Linked DNA regions of Homo sapiens: region 2 is linked to region 1. A link is an interaction called in ENCODE POLR2A ChIA-PET data of the cell type or tissue named here. Cell type or tissue: Panc1. All regions are shown on one strand. Links, peaks and the distances in the headings refer to the core of each region. The heading gives the core; the rest is flanking DNA.

Region 1 (7,155 bases), core at 2,110-4,609:
GCCTCAGCCTCCCAGCACGGAGTCCCCATAACCTCAGCCTCCCCCCACGGAGTCCCCATAGCCTCAGCCTCCCGCCACGGAGTCCCCATAGCCTCAGCCTCCCGGCACGGAGTCCCCATAGCCTCAGCCTCCCCCCACGGAGTCCCCATAGCCTCAGCCTCCCCCCACAGAGTTCCCATAGCCTCAGCCACCCCGCACGGAGCCCCTCACAGAGCTCCCACCCCTCCCCAGCTCTTGAGTCCCCAGCCCTCCCTGTCTGAAAGCCCAGCCCCAGCCCGCGCCCCGCTCTCTGAGCATCCACCCCTCCCTGTCTGAGCACCCAAATCCGCTCTCTGAACCCCCCTAACCCCCGACTGAGAGTCCTCATGGAACTGGCAGGGGTCCCCCCAACCCCTGACTGAGAGTCCTCATGGAACTGGCAGGGGTCCCCCCAACCCCCGACTGAGAGTCCTCATGGAACTGGCAGGGGTCCGGCCCTTCCTGAGCCCAAGTCCCTGTGCTCCTCCTCGGGGTGTTGCCCCCTGGCCTCTGCAGTCCTGGTTCCCACTTCCCAGCATCCCTTGGGCTCCAGGATGCCCGCGGCAGCCCTGGGGGAGCCTCTGGGTCCCTACTGAGGGGTCGGCGGGCACCTGCATGGGAGTTGCCTGAGGGCAGTCTGTGGGGTGGCCCGGCCAGCTCTCCCACTAGGGTGGGTCCCTCACTCCCAGCCCCACCCAGTGTGGCACCCCCCCAGGCTGGTGTGTGGAGTCCCAGCTCAGGTCCGGCCCAGGCCTCATGGCGGGGATGGGGCTGTGGCAGCCGGGTCGGACCTCCCCTTGCATGAGGTCCACTGGGCTGGGAGAGAGACGCCTCAGTGAGGTGGGGAGCTGGCAGCTGGACAGCCTGGGGGTGCAGCTCTACACCAGGCCCTCGGGCCCACAGCGGGGTGTGCGGGGGACGGGGCAGCCCATGCCACTGGCTGCTCCTCTGAGACCCACACATCCTCCATCCCAGCCCTGCCAGCCTCAGCCCCCAGACTCTCAACCAGCTCCAGCCCTGGTCTTTGCACAGACCAGTCCTGTAGTCTGCTAGGGCATGTGGACATGGCATGTGTGTGTGTGTGGACACAGGGCACGTGTGTGAGAGCATGTGGACATGGCATGTGTGTGAGAGTGTGGACACGGCGTGTGAGTGTGGACACGGCGTGTGTGAGTGTGGACATGGCATATGTGAGCTTCCGGACACGGCACGTGTGTGAGAGCCTGTGGACACGGGGGCATAGAGCGTGTGAACACATGGCCCATGTGTGAGAGCAGCCACGTATGTGTATGGATGAGGCAGGTGAGCACATGGGTGGGTGTGGGCAGGGAAGTGGCAGGAATGGGCTGTGAGGGCAGGCAGCAGTGAGCAAAGGGCAGGGGCAGGCTGGGCATAGGTTGTGGGGGGCTCGGGGAGGGCCCCTGCTAGGAGGCCCACCCAGGAGCTCAGGGGCCACAGGGACCTGGAACTGCGGTGAGCAGCTTCCAGCAGGTGCTCCAGCCTCCTGGGGCTATAGGGAGAGAGGGCTTTGTCCAAGCACACACCCCAGCCCAGACCTGCCCAGGCTGCAGCGGCTGTGCTGACCCCTACCCGGCTCCGACCCTCACCCCTCCCTCCCTGCCCTCCAGCTGCCTGGCCCGCCAAGGAGAGGATGAAGCCAGCCAATCCCTGAGGCTTGCGGCCACACCCTTGGCCCATAGGGTATAAATAGACCTGCTTGGGAGCCCACACCCAGCAACTCACACCTGCCTCAGACCAGAGCTCTGTGCGGGTGACGGCGCACGCATTCCTTGTGTCCCCGCCTGTCTTGGACAGAGCAGAAGCCACACCTGCCAGACCAGTGCCACCGGGACAGCTGCTGGTGGCCGGCCCCGGGGAGGGATACCTGCTGGGTGAAGCACAGGCCGGGCCGGGCCCGGAGAAGAGGAAGCAGACACTGCCACGGCAGGGCAGCCCAGGGCCTTGGAGCCCAACCGTGGCCGGCGAGGAGGACCACGCCCAGGCCCGCTGACCCCCGGCCACCAGGTAAGGCCAGCTCAGCCCGTGTTCACCCCTTACCTGCACAGGCTCAGGGTGGGGCACCATCGTGGAGGGGTGGGGCCTCGTGCCAAGGAACCGGTTCTGTGGGGTACACAGGCCGCAGAGCACAGTCCCCAGGTCCCGGTGCCTGGGGCACTCACGGCCTCACAGTGACGGCGTGTGACTCAGGTGGTCACAGTGACCTGTGTCATCCCGCCAGCCTGTCTGGGACTCACTGGCAAGTCAGGGGTGGGGCGGGGCAGTGCCAGGAGTCACTTCTGGGGCAGCCTCCTGGGCCCCACGGGGACGCACGGCCAGGCCCTTGAGTCTCACTGTCACCCTTGCCCACTTCCCTCCAGGTGGGACCCCTGTGGCTCCCTGCAGCGGATCCTGGGTGCAGGGGAGGGGCGGGAGGTGGAGCAGGGTCCCAGGTCAGCTGAGATGCCCACCTGAGCCATGCCCAGGGGCAGAGCAGCATCCCCCAGTGTCCGTCCCCCAGGGTCCCTGCCATGAAGTGGGATTGGGTCAGGGAGAAGAAACACCCACTCAGTGGGCGGCTGAGGGTGCCCTGACCATCACCTGACCATGAGGCAGTGGGCTGGCCCAGAGGGAATGGCTGGGCTTATCCAAGTCCCACCCCCACACTGTGCACATCAGACCCTCAGCAGCTAGACAAGCCGGCCCCGCAGGCCGCAGGTCGTGCCTGACGTGCACCTTCCTCGGGCACTGACCCCTGCCCCTGCCTGGGCCCTCCCTGTCGTCCCAAAGCCCCCGGGGCTCAGCCCGGTCCCCAGACCCAGAGACCCCCACACCCCACCCTCACATAGCTGCCTACAAATCAGGCCTGCACCGCCCAAGCCAGGCACCCATCCTGGGATCTGAGTTCAAACTCACTTCACTTGACTTGGAGTCCCTGGCCTGCCTGAGAGCCGTATCTGCCAGGGTCCAGGGCCCGCCAGCTCCCTTGGGGTGGCCCTGGCCGAGTCACCCATGCTCTGGGCGGCCTTTTCCACACTGTGGCGTTGTGTGAGTCCCGTGATGTGGGCCCAGCCTTGCAGAGCTCCGACATAAACAGTGACGACTGTGGCTATTGTCATCCTCACCATTATTTCTGCCCGGGCAGCAGGGCCAGCCAGGTGGGGCAGGGCCAACAGGAGGTGTCTGCCGAGCGGTCAGTGAGACCCCCCTACACACGGCCTGCATTCCCGGAGCAGGCCTGGGGCCCTGTGGGAGGCTCACCCCGGTGCAGCCATGTGATGGGGTGGAGAGGACAGGATTGCACGTGGGGCAGAATGACCTCCAGGGGCACCGGAGGAACTTTCTGGAGTGGCGCGCAGGAAACAGAGTCCTTCCCTGGGATCTCTGGGGCGAGAGAGGGGAGGGAGAGATAAAACACCACCAGAAAGGGGCGGCCGGTGATTGCTTACCACAGTCCCTGTCCCACAGCTCAGAGACATGTCGTCAGGCCAGCAGGTGTGGCACACGGCTGTGCCACCCCCTCGCCGGAGCAGCTCCATAGCCTCGATGCCCAGGTCCCCCAGCTCGGCCGGCAGCCCCAGGTCCCCTGGCACCCCTGGCTCGGAGAGGGTGGCCTCCCCCCTGGAGTGCTCCATCTGTTTCTCAGGCTATGACAACATCTTCAAGACACCCAAGGAGCTCTCCTGCACCCACGTCTTCTGCCTGGAGTGCCTGGCCCGGCTGGCGGCTGCTCAGCCTGTGGGCCGCCCCGGTGGTGAGGCTGTACCTTGCCCCTTCTGCAGGCAGCCCACGGCCGTGCCGCCCGCCGGAGCCCCCGCGCTGTGCACCAGCCGCCAGCTGCAGGCCCGGATGCCGGCGCATTTGCGGCGTGAGGAGCCTGTGTGGCTGGAGGGCACCAAGCTGTGCTGCCAGCCACTGCCCACCACACCTGGCCGCGAGCCCGGTTTCGTATGCGTGGACGTGGGTTTGAGCAAGCCTGCCGAGCCGCCCGCGCCCGCCCGGGACCCTGCCCCCCGCCGGGGCCGCCTGGCCCGCTGCTGGGCGCGCTGCAGGGACTGGAGGCGCATGGCACTGGTCTCTGCCCTGCTGCTGATGCTCTTCTGTGTGGCACTCTGGCCGGTGCAGTGCGCGCTCAAGACCGGGAACCTGCGCTGCCTGCCCCTGCCCCCCCGGCCCCCGGCCACCAGCACAGCCGCCTCCCCCCTCGGGCCTCTGACTGATAATTAGGGCCAGCAGCCTCTGCCCAGGTCAGCCGCCCTCGCCCAGCTCCATGGGGCGTCCCCCACTGGGGGGCCCAAGGGCACAGCAGCCACTGGAAGTCGGTCCCCGAGGACGCGAAAGGAGCCTGGCATCTCTGAGGACTCCACCGGGGCCCCACCAAGACCAGGCTCCATTTAGCTTGTCCACCCCTCATTCTCCAGGCTGGGTCCTGACGGGGTGGACAAGAGGATCCCCAAAGCCTCCAAGAACCACAGTCTCACCGGGCGCGGTGGCTCACGCCTGTCATCTCAGCACTCTGGAGGGCTGAGGCAGAAAGACCACTTGAGGTCGGGATTTTGACACCAGCCTGGCCAACATGGTGAAACCCCATCTCTACTAAAAATACAAAAATTAACCGGGCATCGTGGTGGGTGCCTCTTAGCTACTGGGGAGGCTGAGGCAGGAGAACTGCTTGAACCGGGGAGGTGGAGGTGGCAGTGAGCCAAGATTGCACCACTGCATCCAGCCTGGGCGACAGAGGGAGACCCTGTCTCAAAACAAAACAAAAAAAAACAGGCTCGTACAGGAAGGGTCCAGGAGAGCAGCTGGTCAGCATCCCCCCCACCCACACACCCTGTGAACTGCCTGCCAGGGAAGCCCCTTGCCAAGAAGGAAGGGGCCTTGCCGTGCTTCCACTCATGCTGACATTTCCCCGCAGGGCTGGTCCTGCCATTGGGTGGGGGTGCTCATCTTGCCCTCGGACTGTGGGGAGAGAGTGGAGGCAGGGCAGCCCCCCAGTGCAAGGTAACCACAGAAACTTCCAGCTACCCCTCCAACCTTGTGAATTGTACCTTTTAAAATAAATTATTTGTATCCATCTTTGGCAAGAGGGCCTCACCCTGGGTGCCCCTGCTGCAGCCTCAACCCAGAGGATACCCTGACAGAATTAGACTCCCAGCAGCCACTGGGACAGGTGGGCCCAAGGTTCTAGGGGGTCCAACTCCCAGCCCCTCTGGCTGCAGACAGGCTGGGGGTTTCTGGAGTTGGCTGGCGACTCAGCAATGTGAGGCTCCCCAGGGAGATGGGGAGAGGCCCAGGACACTTGGGGCAGGGCAGGCTGGACCAGGGGGAGGGCTTCAGCTTGGTTCAGAGCCCGGGGGCTGACAAAGGGGGCCTTTCTCTTCCCCCATCCTCTGCCGTGGCCATACTAGGCCACACCTCCAGGAAGTCACGCCCCATGGCCCTGCTAGGGTCCCTGACTGGAGAACCACAGAACCATGACCCCTGTGGGAACCCAGAAGCAAAGGTAACAGCCAGCGTGCAGCCTGCAGATCCACTGACTCTCCGGCAACTCCCAGGGCCAGCCTGGCTGGGGAAGAGTCAGAGGTCAGCTACGTGAGGTATCGGCAGGAGGCTCGCCAACCCCAGCCCTACCCCGTCTGTCATCAGCCCCAGGAATCCTGCACCACCAGGCAGGCACGGCCAGGAGGGCCCAGGCCAGGTCCAGCTCACGCAGGCCTCCTCAGCCTTCCCATCCCTGACCCCAGAGCCCAGGTACTTCCTGCTCCAACCAGCTGGGCCTCTGGTCCAGGGTGGGGAGGGCTCGGGAAGGCCCCACAGAAGCTGACTCCAGCTGTGGGGGCCACACCCACCCTTGCCCCAGGTCCCAGCGAAGACACAGAAGGGAGAACACAGCACTTTACCGGAAGGCTGTGAAAGCCGGTGATGTGGGGAGTGCAGCCACGGGTCACAGCAACATCACTCTGTGTCACACACACAGTCATGCCCACGCAGGCCCACACCCTTGTCATCGGCAGGGCCAGGCGCGTGACGCTGCACGGGTGGTCACATGAATATGTCACACACACCTCACTCCACAGACATCCACCCTGTGCCTGATGGGGCCGGGTCCTCACCGGGGCCACATCCCAGACCACGGGAGCAGGCAGGGCCGGCAGGCCGGAGCTGCGGTGAGGGCAGACCCGCACGGAGTGGCCGAGCTGGGGGCGCACGCGGGTTCACACGTGGTCACCGGTGGGCTTCGCAGCCTGTCGCTCCCTCTGCCGCCCCTGGACCTCCCTGAGCTGGGGACAAGCTTGTGGCTCTGTCCTGGACACAGTCCCGGCCCGCAGCTCCGGCCACACGCGGGCGCGGCTAGGCCGGGGGTTCCCTGCGGCTCCTCAGACACCCGCGGCTCCGCAGGTTCGCGTCCTCGCCGTCCCAGGGCTGCGGGGTTCTGCGCGCGGAGCAGCGGCTCAGCCCTGCACCCCGCACGTCCCAGTCCCTCCCAGAGGACTCCGGACCGGCCCCGGCGCTCCACTCACACCGGGGATGCCCGGGGAGCCGGGGGCTGCAACCCGATTAGCGGGGGGCGGCGCCCACGTTTTGGTTCTCGCGCTCCTGAGGCGGCTCGCGCTGGGGGGAGGGGCCGCCGGTCACCATGGCGACGCCCGCACAGGCCACGCCCCGCAGGGCCACGCCCCCACCTGCTCGCGCAGGCGCAGTTACTCGCCCCGGATGTGCCGCTGCAGCGCCAGGTACGTGAACTTGTACGGAGCCTCCGTCTGCACCATTCCCCAGTGCTGCCGCCAAACCAGCTGGATCGTCTTCGGGACGTCGGTGTCGCAGTCCAGCCCTGCGGACAAGCGCGCTTGGGGAGGGGCTACGGATGGGGGGAAGGTGCCGGCAGGCAGGGGCGGGGCTGCTGATGAGGGGCGGGGCTTGCCGGTAGCGGTGGGGTCGTCCTGAGGGGTGGGGTCGTCCTGAGGGGTGGGGTCGTCCGGAGGGGTGGGGTCGCCCGGAGGGGTGGGGCTATAGCAGGGCAGGGCGGGGGGACCCAGAGTGGAGCGGCTCGCCCTGCCTGCGGATGACGTCCACCAGGATGTCAATCACGATGATGGTGCCCGTGCATCCGATGCCCCCACTGAGGACAAACTAGGC
Region 2 (7,155 bases), core at 2,662-5,161, 180 kb before region 1:
GCGCAGGAGTGAGGCCCAGGCGCCGAGACCCAAGGCGCCACTGAGGGCACCGCGCACCAGAGCGTGACCTCGGCAGGCTGGACACACTGCCCAGCACAGGCAGACCCACCAGGCTCCTAGGTTTAGCTTTTAAAAACCTGAAAGGGGAAGCAAAAACCAAAATGTGTGACTGGGCTTTGGAGGAGACTGGAGCCTCAGCCCTGTCCTGGCCACGGGCCGCTGGGGCTGGTGTGGGTGGGCCTTGTGTGCTGGATTTGTAGCTTATCTTCCGTGTTGTCTTTGGACCTGTTTTAGTAAACCCGTTTTTCATTTTATTAGATGTGGTCACTTAGAAATGCAAACTTGCTGCCGACCGCGGGCTGCTCCTGCGTTCTTGGAGCTCCTGGCGCGTTTCTCGGAGCTCCCGGCTCCTCAGCGGGTGGGAACCTCGGGGCCCAGGGGTGGAGCTGGCGTCCGCGGGTGCTGGTCTGGCCTGGCCGTGTGGTGATGAGGCTTAGCGGGGCCAGTGACGGCCGTGGCTCAGGATCCATAAGTCGGGGTTTGGTCTCAGCATTTACAAATGTGTTTACAGTCAGAATGAAACACATTCCTTCTAGAAAGTGCTTGGGGGTTTTTGCTGCCCTGGAAGCCAGGAGCCTGCTCACTCCAACCACAAGTCGCCCTTGACTGCGGCGGCCGCGAGCGGGGCGGGGGCTGCCGGTGCCCTCCGCAGGCCGGGCCTCCTGGGCGCCCCTCGGTGCTGCAGGCTGGGGGGCCTTGGGTACCTGCAGAGCCTTTTCTCTGAATTCCTTATGTCCGGTGGGCCAGAAGCCCGTCCTCCTATGCTGGTGGAAGGCGGAGGACCGGAGTCCCTGCAGAAGGCCCCGTGCACTCGGGGGCCTCCCTCACATCCCGTGCCCCCTGCGCTGGCCTTCACAGTAGGTAATGGCTCCGGCCCGGGTGTTCGCTGTCCACGGAACATGGCAGAGGGGCACCCCGGCCCGGAAAGACGCCAGAGCCAGCAGGGGCTGTTTCGGGCCGCGTGGCTCCCCGGGTCTCGGCCGTCTCCCCTCTTCTGCGTCTGTTCCGTGACTTCGCCTGGGTGGGATGTACCGCAGGTGCATCGCGTCGAGGTGGGGCACGGCCGCCGGCAAGAAACCCACCCTGTCCGGAGGCGGGCGTGAGACAAGCCCAGCCCGCACGCGCTCATCTTTCTTCGTTTTTTGATCAGTTTATTCAGAATTGCTCTATAATTTACCAATTGTATGTATTTAACCTATTCTTGTGGAAAAAAAAGGTCTTTCATTATATCTTTATTTCTGAATTTCATGCTGCTTGTGTCTGTGTGGGCCGGGATGTGTGTCCATCTCTGTGCTCAGGGCTGGGGTGGCCCGTGACCAGGGGGTCACACCTGCTGGCCTGGGGTGGTGTGGCAGCTGCAGGGCAGGTGGGTCCCCACAGGGAATCGCGTCGCTGGAGCCATGGTGTAGAGCCCTCTGCAGGGCTCTCTCCCCATCCCGTACTGGATGCCAGCCCTGCCCTGATCTCCGCTTCTGTGACCGCCAGCATCACTTCCAAAGCCCGGTGTCTCCCGAGGCTCATGGGAGGGGGAATGCTAACGAATAGAGTGTTTACTCAACACGCTACTGCCGGGTGCAGTGGCTGCCGCCTATAATCCCAGCACTTTGGGAGGCTGAGGGGTGGATCTCTTGAACCCAGCCTGGGCAATGTAGTGAGACCCCATCTCACAAAAAATACAAAACACTACCTGGTGTGGTGATGTGCACCTTTGGTCCCAGCTACTCAGGAGGCTGAGGTGGGAGGATTGCCTGAGCCCGGCAGGTGGAGGCTACAGTGAGCCATGATGGAGCCACCGCAATCCAGCCTGGGCAGCGAAGCCAGACCCTGTCTCAAATGTCGTCTAGATGTGAAATCTCAACTTTGTTTTTTTGTTTTTTGGAGACAAAGTCTTGCTCTGTTGTTGCCCAGTGTGGAGTGCAATGGTGCTATCATGGCTCCCTGTAACTGCAGGGTCCAGCCCTACTGGGCCTGTGGGTTCTTCTTGTGTACGGAGAGATGTGAGATCATAGAAATAAAGACACAAGACAGGGATAGAAGAAAAGACAGCTGGGCCCGGGGGACCACTACCACCTAGATGTGGAGGCCGGTAGTGGCCCCGAATGCCTGGCTGCGCTGTTATTTATTGGATACAAGGCAAGGGGGCAGGGTAAGGAGCGTGAGCCATCTCTAATGATAGGTAAGGTCACGTGTGTCTCGTGTCCACTGGACAGGGGGCCCTTCCCTGTTTGGCAGCCGAGGCGGAGAGAGAGAGAGGACAGCTTACACCATTCTTTCTTCTATGTATTTCAAAGACTTTTAGTACTTTCACTCATTGTGCTACTGCTATCTAGAAGGCGGAGCCCGGTGTACAGGGCGGACCACGAAAGCAGACCAGGAGTGTGACCGCTGAAGCACAGCATCACGGGGAGACGGGCCTCTGGATGGCTGCGGGTGGGCCTGACTGATGTCGCCTTGCACAAGAGATGGTGGAGCAGAGTCTTCTCTAACTCCCCCGGGGAAAAGGAGACTCCCTTTCCCCGTCTGCTAAGTAACTGGTGCCTTGCCAGGCGCTAGCGCTACCGCTAGACCAGGGACCCCTCTGGTGGCCCTGTCCGGGCGTGACAGAGGGCTCACACTCTTGTCTCCTGGTCACTTCTCACTATGTCCCCTCAGCTCCTATCTCTGTATGGCCTGGTTTTTCCTAGGTTATAGTTGTAGAACAGAGATTATTATAATATTGGAATGAAGAGTAATGCTAGAAACTAATGATTAAGAATATTCATATATCATCACATCTATAATCTATTTCTAGTGTAACTATTCTTATTGTGTATATTTTCTTTATTACACTGGAACAGCTCATGCCCTCGGTCTCTTGCCTCGGCACCTGGGTGGCTTGCCGCCCACATGTAACGGTGACCTCCTGGGCTCAAGGGATCCTCCAAACTCAGCCCCCTACATATCTGGGACCGCAAGTGTGCGCCACCATGCCTGGCTAATTTTTGTATTTTTTGTAGAGATGGAGTTTCGTCATGTTGCGCAGGCTGGTCTTGAACTCCTGAGCTCAAGGGATCCACCTGCCTCGGCCTCCCAAAGTGTTAGGATCACAGGCGTGAGCCACCGCGCCCGACTAAAATCTCAACTTTTTTTTTTTTTTTGAGACGGAGTCTTGCTCTGTCGCCCAGGCTGGAGTACAGTGGCGTGATCTCTGCTCACTGTGACCTCTGCCTCCTGGGTTCAAGTGATTCTCCTGCCTCAGCCTCCCAAGTAGCTGGGATTACAGGTGCCTGCCACCACACCCAGCTAATTTTAAGTAGAGACGGGGTTTCACCATATTGGCCAGGCTGGTCTGAAACTCCTGACCTCGTGATCTGCTTGCCTCAGCCTCCCAAAGTGCTGGGATTACAGGCGTGAGCCACCACGCCCAACTGAAATCTCAACTTTTAGCGATCATCGGTCAAGCAGTGAAGGTGGTGCCCGTGGCATGTTGTCCGCACTGGCCCAAAATAAAAAATGATGTTTGGGCCGGGCGTGGTGGCTCACTCCTGTAATCCCAGCGCTTTGGGAGGCTGAGGTGGGCAGATTACCTGAGGTCAGGAGTTCGAGACCAGCCTGGCCAACATGGTGAAACCCTGTCTCTACTGAAAATACAAAATTAGCCGGGCATGGTGGCATGTGCTTGTAATCCCAGCTACTCAGGAGGCTGAGGCAGGAGAATCACTCGAGTCCAGGAGGTGGAGGTTGCAGTGAGCCAAGATCGTGCCACTGCTCTCCAGCCTGGCTGACAGAGTGAGACTCTGTCTAAAAAAAAAAAAAAAATGATGTTTGGCCTGTTGGGCCGGGCACGTCTGACCCTCTGTCCCCGTCTCCCTTAGAGGAATCGTGGGCCCCTCTGTTCTTGTGTTGTCACCGGTGGAGGCCGTCCTTGACTTCCCCCTGGGAGCACGGTGTGTCCCCTCGCCATGCAGAGCACACTGTGAAGTCTTTTAATGAGGAGAGAAAAGCCCCTTAAAAGTTGATATTCTGCAGACAGGTGAGCACGTGGCCTCGTGGTCACAGGAAAGAAGAGGCGTTTCCTGTGTTCTGGCAACCTCGAGCTTCTCTGTGAGCGCATGCCCAGGCCTGCCTGAGTGCTGATGAACCAGCCGGCACAGCAGAGCACTCCGGGTCTGAGGGAGCTGCTCTCCCTGCAGCAGGCGGCTGGGCAGGGCACCGTGGTCCTTTGCCATTTTTCCAGGGCCGGGGGGTGTCAGGGTGTCTGCGTTGGGGGGTGCAGGGGGTGAGCAGAGCCAGCAGCTGCACCTGAGCCTCCCCTTGTGAGCAGCTCGTGGCTGTGGCCCAGGGTACCCTGGATCCTTGGTGGGTGACCCAGAGGGTGGGGTCCTCTTGGTCGTCTTCTAGAGGGAGCATGGGGGCTGAGTGTTCCTGCCTGGGTGCCAGGCTCAGCTCATTTTAAAGGTGCCTGGGGTTGGGAACACGAAGCCACATCCTTCCCAGTTAGGCCCAGCCTCCCAGGGTGAGGGCAGCAAGTCACCCAGGTGCCGAGGGAAGAGACCGAGGGCACAAGCTGTCCCAGTGTAACAAAATATATAAAATAAGAGTTATACTTGGTATAGACCATATGTGTCACTAATCATTAGTTTGTAGTAATTATTCTTTATTCCAATATTATAATAATCCTCGCTCTATAATCATAATCTAGGAAAAACCAGGCCATACCGAGATAGGAGCTGAGGGGACATGGTGAGAAGTGACCAGAAGACAAGAGTGCGAGCCTTCCGTTACGCCCGGACAGGGCCACCAGAGGGCTCCTTGGTCTAGCAGTAACGCCAGCGCCTGGGAAGGCACCCGTGACCTAAGCAGACCGTGGTCTAGCGGTAGCGTCAGTGTCAAGGGAAAACACCCGCTACTTAGCAGACTGGGAAGGGGAGTCTCCCTTTCCCCGGGGGAGTTTAGAGAAGACTCTACTCCTCCACCTCTTGTGGAGGGTCAGGCCCACCCACAGTTATCCGAAGGCCTAACCGTCTCCCTATGATGCTGTGCTTCAGCGGTCACACTCCTAGTCCGCCTTCACGTTCCATCCTGTACACCTGGCTTTGCCTTTTAGATAACAGTAGCAAAATTAGTGAAAGTACTAAAAGTCTCTGATAAGCAGAAATAATGGCGTAAGCTGTCTCTCTCTCTCCCTGGCCCCTGCCTTGGCTGCCAAACAGGGAAGGGCCCCCGTCCAGTGGACACGTGACCCACGTGACTTTACCTATCACTGGAGATGGCTCACGCTCCTTATCCTGCCCCTTTGTCTTGTATCCAATAAATAACAGCGCAGCCTGGCATTCGGGGCCACTACCGGTCTCCACATCTTGGTGGTAGTGGTCCCCCGGGCCCAGCTGTCTTTTTTATTTCTTTGTGTTGTATCTTTATTTCTACGATCTCTCATCTCCGCACACGGGGAGAAAAACCCACAAACCCTGTAGGGCTGCCCTCTACACCAGGGCTGCCCGTTTTCCTGCCTGTAGGGCAGAGGGGGAGGCCCAGCCTCCCTCGGTCTAGCCTCCCAGGGCTGCCCGTGTCCCGGCCTGTAGGGCGGAGTGGGAGGCCCAGCCTCCCTCGGTCCAGCCTCCCAGGGCTGCCCGTGTCCCGGCCTGTAGGGCGGAGTGGGAGGCCCAGCCTCCCTCGGTCCAGCCTCCCAGGGCTGCCCGTGTCCCGGCCTGTAGGGCGGAGTGGGAGGCCCAGCCTCCCTCGGTCCAGCCTCCCAGGGCTGCCCGTGTCCCGGCCTGTAGGGCGGAGTGGGAGGCCCAGCCTCCCTCGGTCCAGCCTCCCAGGGCTGCCCGTGTCCCGGCCTGTAGGGCGGAGTGGGAGGCCCAGCCTCCCTCGGTCCAGCCTCCCAGGGCTGCCCGTGTCCCGGCCTGTAGGGCGGAGTGGGAGGCCCAGCCTCCCTCGGTCCAGCCTCCCAGGGCTGCCCGTGTCCCGGCCTGTAGGGCGGAGTGGGAGGCCCAGCCTCCCTCGGTCCAGCCTCCCAGGGCTGCCCGTGTCCCGGCCTGTAGGGCGGAGTGGGAGGCCCAGCCTCCCTCGGTCCAGCCTCCCAGGGCTGCCCGTGTCCCGGCCTGTAGGGCGGAGTGGGAGGCCCAGCCTCCCTCGCTCCAGCCTCCCAGGGCTGCCCGTGTCCCGGCCTGTAGGGCGGAGTGGGAGGCCCAGCCTCCCTCGCTCCAGCCTCCCAGGGCTGCCCGTGTCCCGGCCTGTAGGGCGGAGTGGGAGGCCCAGCCTCCCTCGCTCCAGCCTCCCAGGGCTGCCCGTTTTCCTGCCTGTAGGGTAGAGTGGGAAGTCCAGCCTCCCTCGGTCCAGCCTCCCAGGGCTGCCCGTTTTCCTGCCTGTAGGGCAGAGTGGGAGGCCCAGCCTCCCTCGGTCTAGCCTCCCAGGGCTGCCCGTGTCCCGGCCTGTAGGGCGGAGTGGGAGGCCCAGCCTCCCTTGCTCCAGCCTCCCAGGGCTGCCTGTGTCCCGGCCTGTAGGGCAGAGTGGGAGGCCCAGCCTCCCTCGGTCCAGCCTCCCAGGGCTGCCTGTTTTCCTGCCTGTAGGGTAGATTGGGAAGTCCAGCCTCCCTTGGTCCAGCCTCCCAGGGCTGCCCGTTTTCCTGCCTGTAGGGCAGAGTGGGAGGCCCAGCCTCCCTCGGTCTAGCCTCCCAGGGCTGCCTGTGTCCCGGCCTATAGGGCAGAGTGGGAGGCCCAGCCTCCCTCGGTCCAGCCTCCCAGGGCTGCCTGTTTTCCTGCCTGTAGGGTAGAGTGGGAAGTCCAGCCTCCCTTGGTCCAGCCTCCCAGGGCTGCCCGTTTTCCTGCCTGTAGGGCAGAGGGGGAGGCCCAGCCTCCCTCGGTACAGCCTCCCAGGGCTGCCTGTGTCCCGGCCTGTAGGGTAGATGGGAGGCCCAGCCTCCCTCGGTCTAGCCTCCCAGGGCTGCCCGTGTCCTGGCCTGTAGGGTGGAGTGGGAGGCCCAGCCTCCCTCGGTCCAGCCTCCCAGGGCTGCCCATTTTCCTGCGTGTAGGCCTGAGTGGGAAGTCCAGCCTCCCTCAGTCCAGCCTCCCAGGGCTGCCCACTTTCCTGCCTGTAGGTCAGAGTTGGAGATCC

Evidence for each region. Peaks named below come from ENCODE experiments on the same cell type or tissue, not always from the same donor. Only the 100,000 strongest peaks of a DNase experiment are listed, where the experiment ranks them.
Region 2: POLR2A ChIA-PET joins it to region 1 with 21 read pairs; 5 of 35 experiments call an interaction of 5 or more read pairs at or near these places.

What each region holds. Positions count from the first base shown.
Region 1 is chr1:1,068,904-1,076,058 of GRCh38, reverse strand. It overlaps RNF223 (ring finger protein 223), which reads left to right and starts at 1,753. Exons shown (of 2, transcript NM_001205252.2): 1 at 1,753-2,043; 2 at 3,484-5,092. The coding sequence starts at 3,493. The coding sequence ends at 4,242. It overlaps LOC105378948 (a long non-coding RNA gene), which reads left to right and starts at 6,722. Exons shown (of 5, transcript NR_168433.1): 1 at 6,722-7,155. RefSeq lists enhancers at 1,561-2,060, 5,996-6,761, 6,733-6,847 and silencers at 6,406-6,805, 6,926-6,995. In Panc1, for the core only: no CTCF peak of the experiment used is centred there; no DNase peak of the experiment used is centred there.
Region 2 is chr1:1,248,060-1,255,214 of GRCh38, reverse strand. It overlaps UBE2J2 (ubiquitin conjugating enzyme E2 J2), which reads left to right. Exons shown (of 7, transcript NM_058167.3): 7 at 1-1,303. The coding sequence ends at 12. Among named protein-coding and RNA genes, the nearest start is that of C1QTNF12, 4.9 kb to the right of the region's middle. RefSeq lists enhancers at 3,782-4,061, 6,988-7,155. In Panc1, for the core only: a CTCF peak has its summit at 4,810 (motif pointing right); no DNase peak of the experiment used is centred there.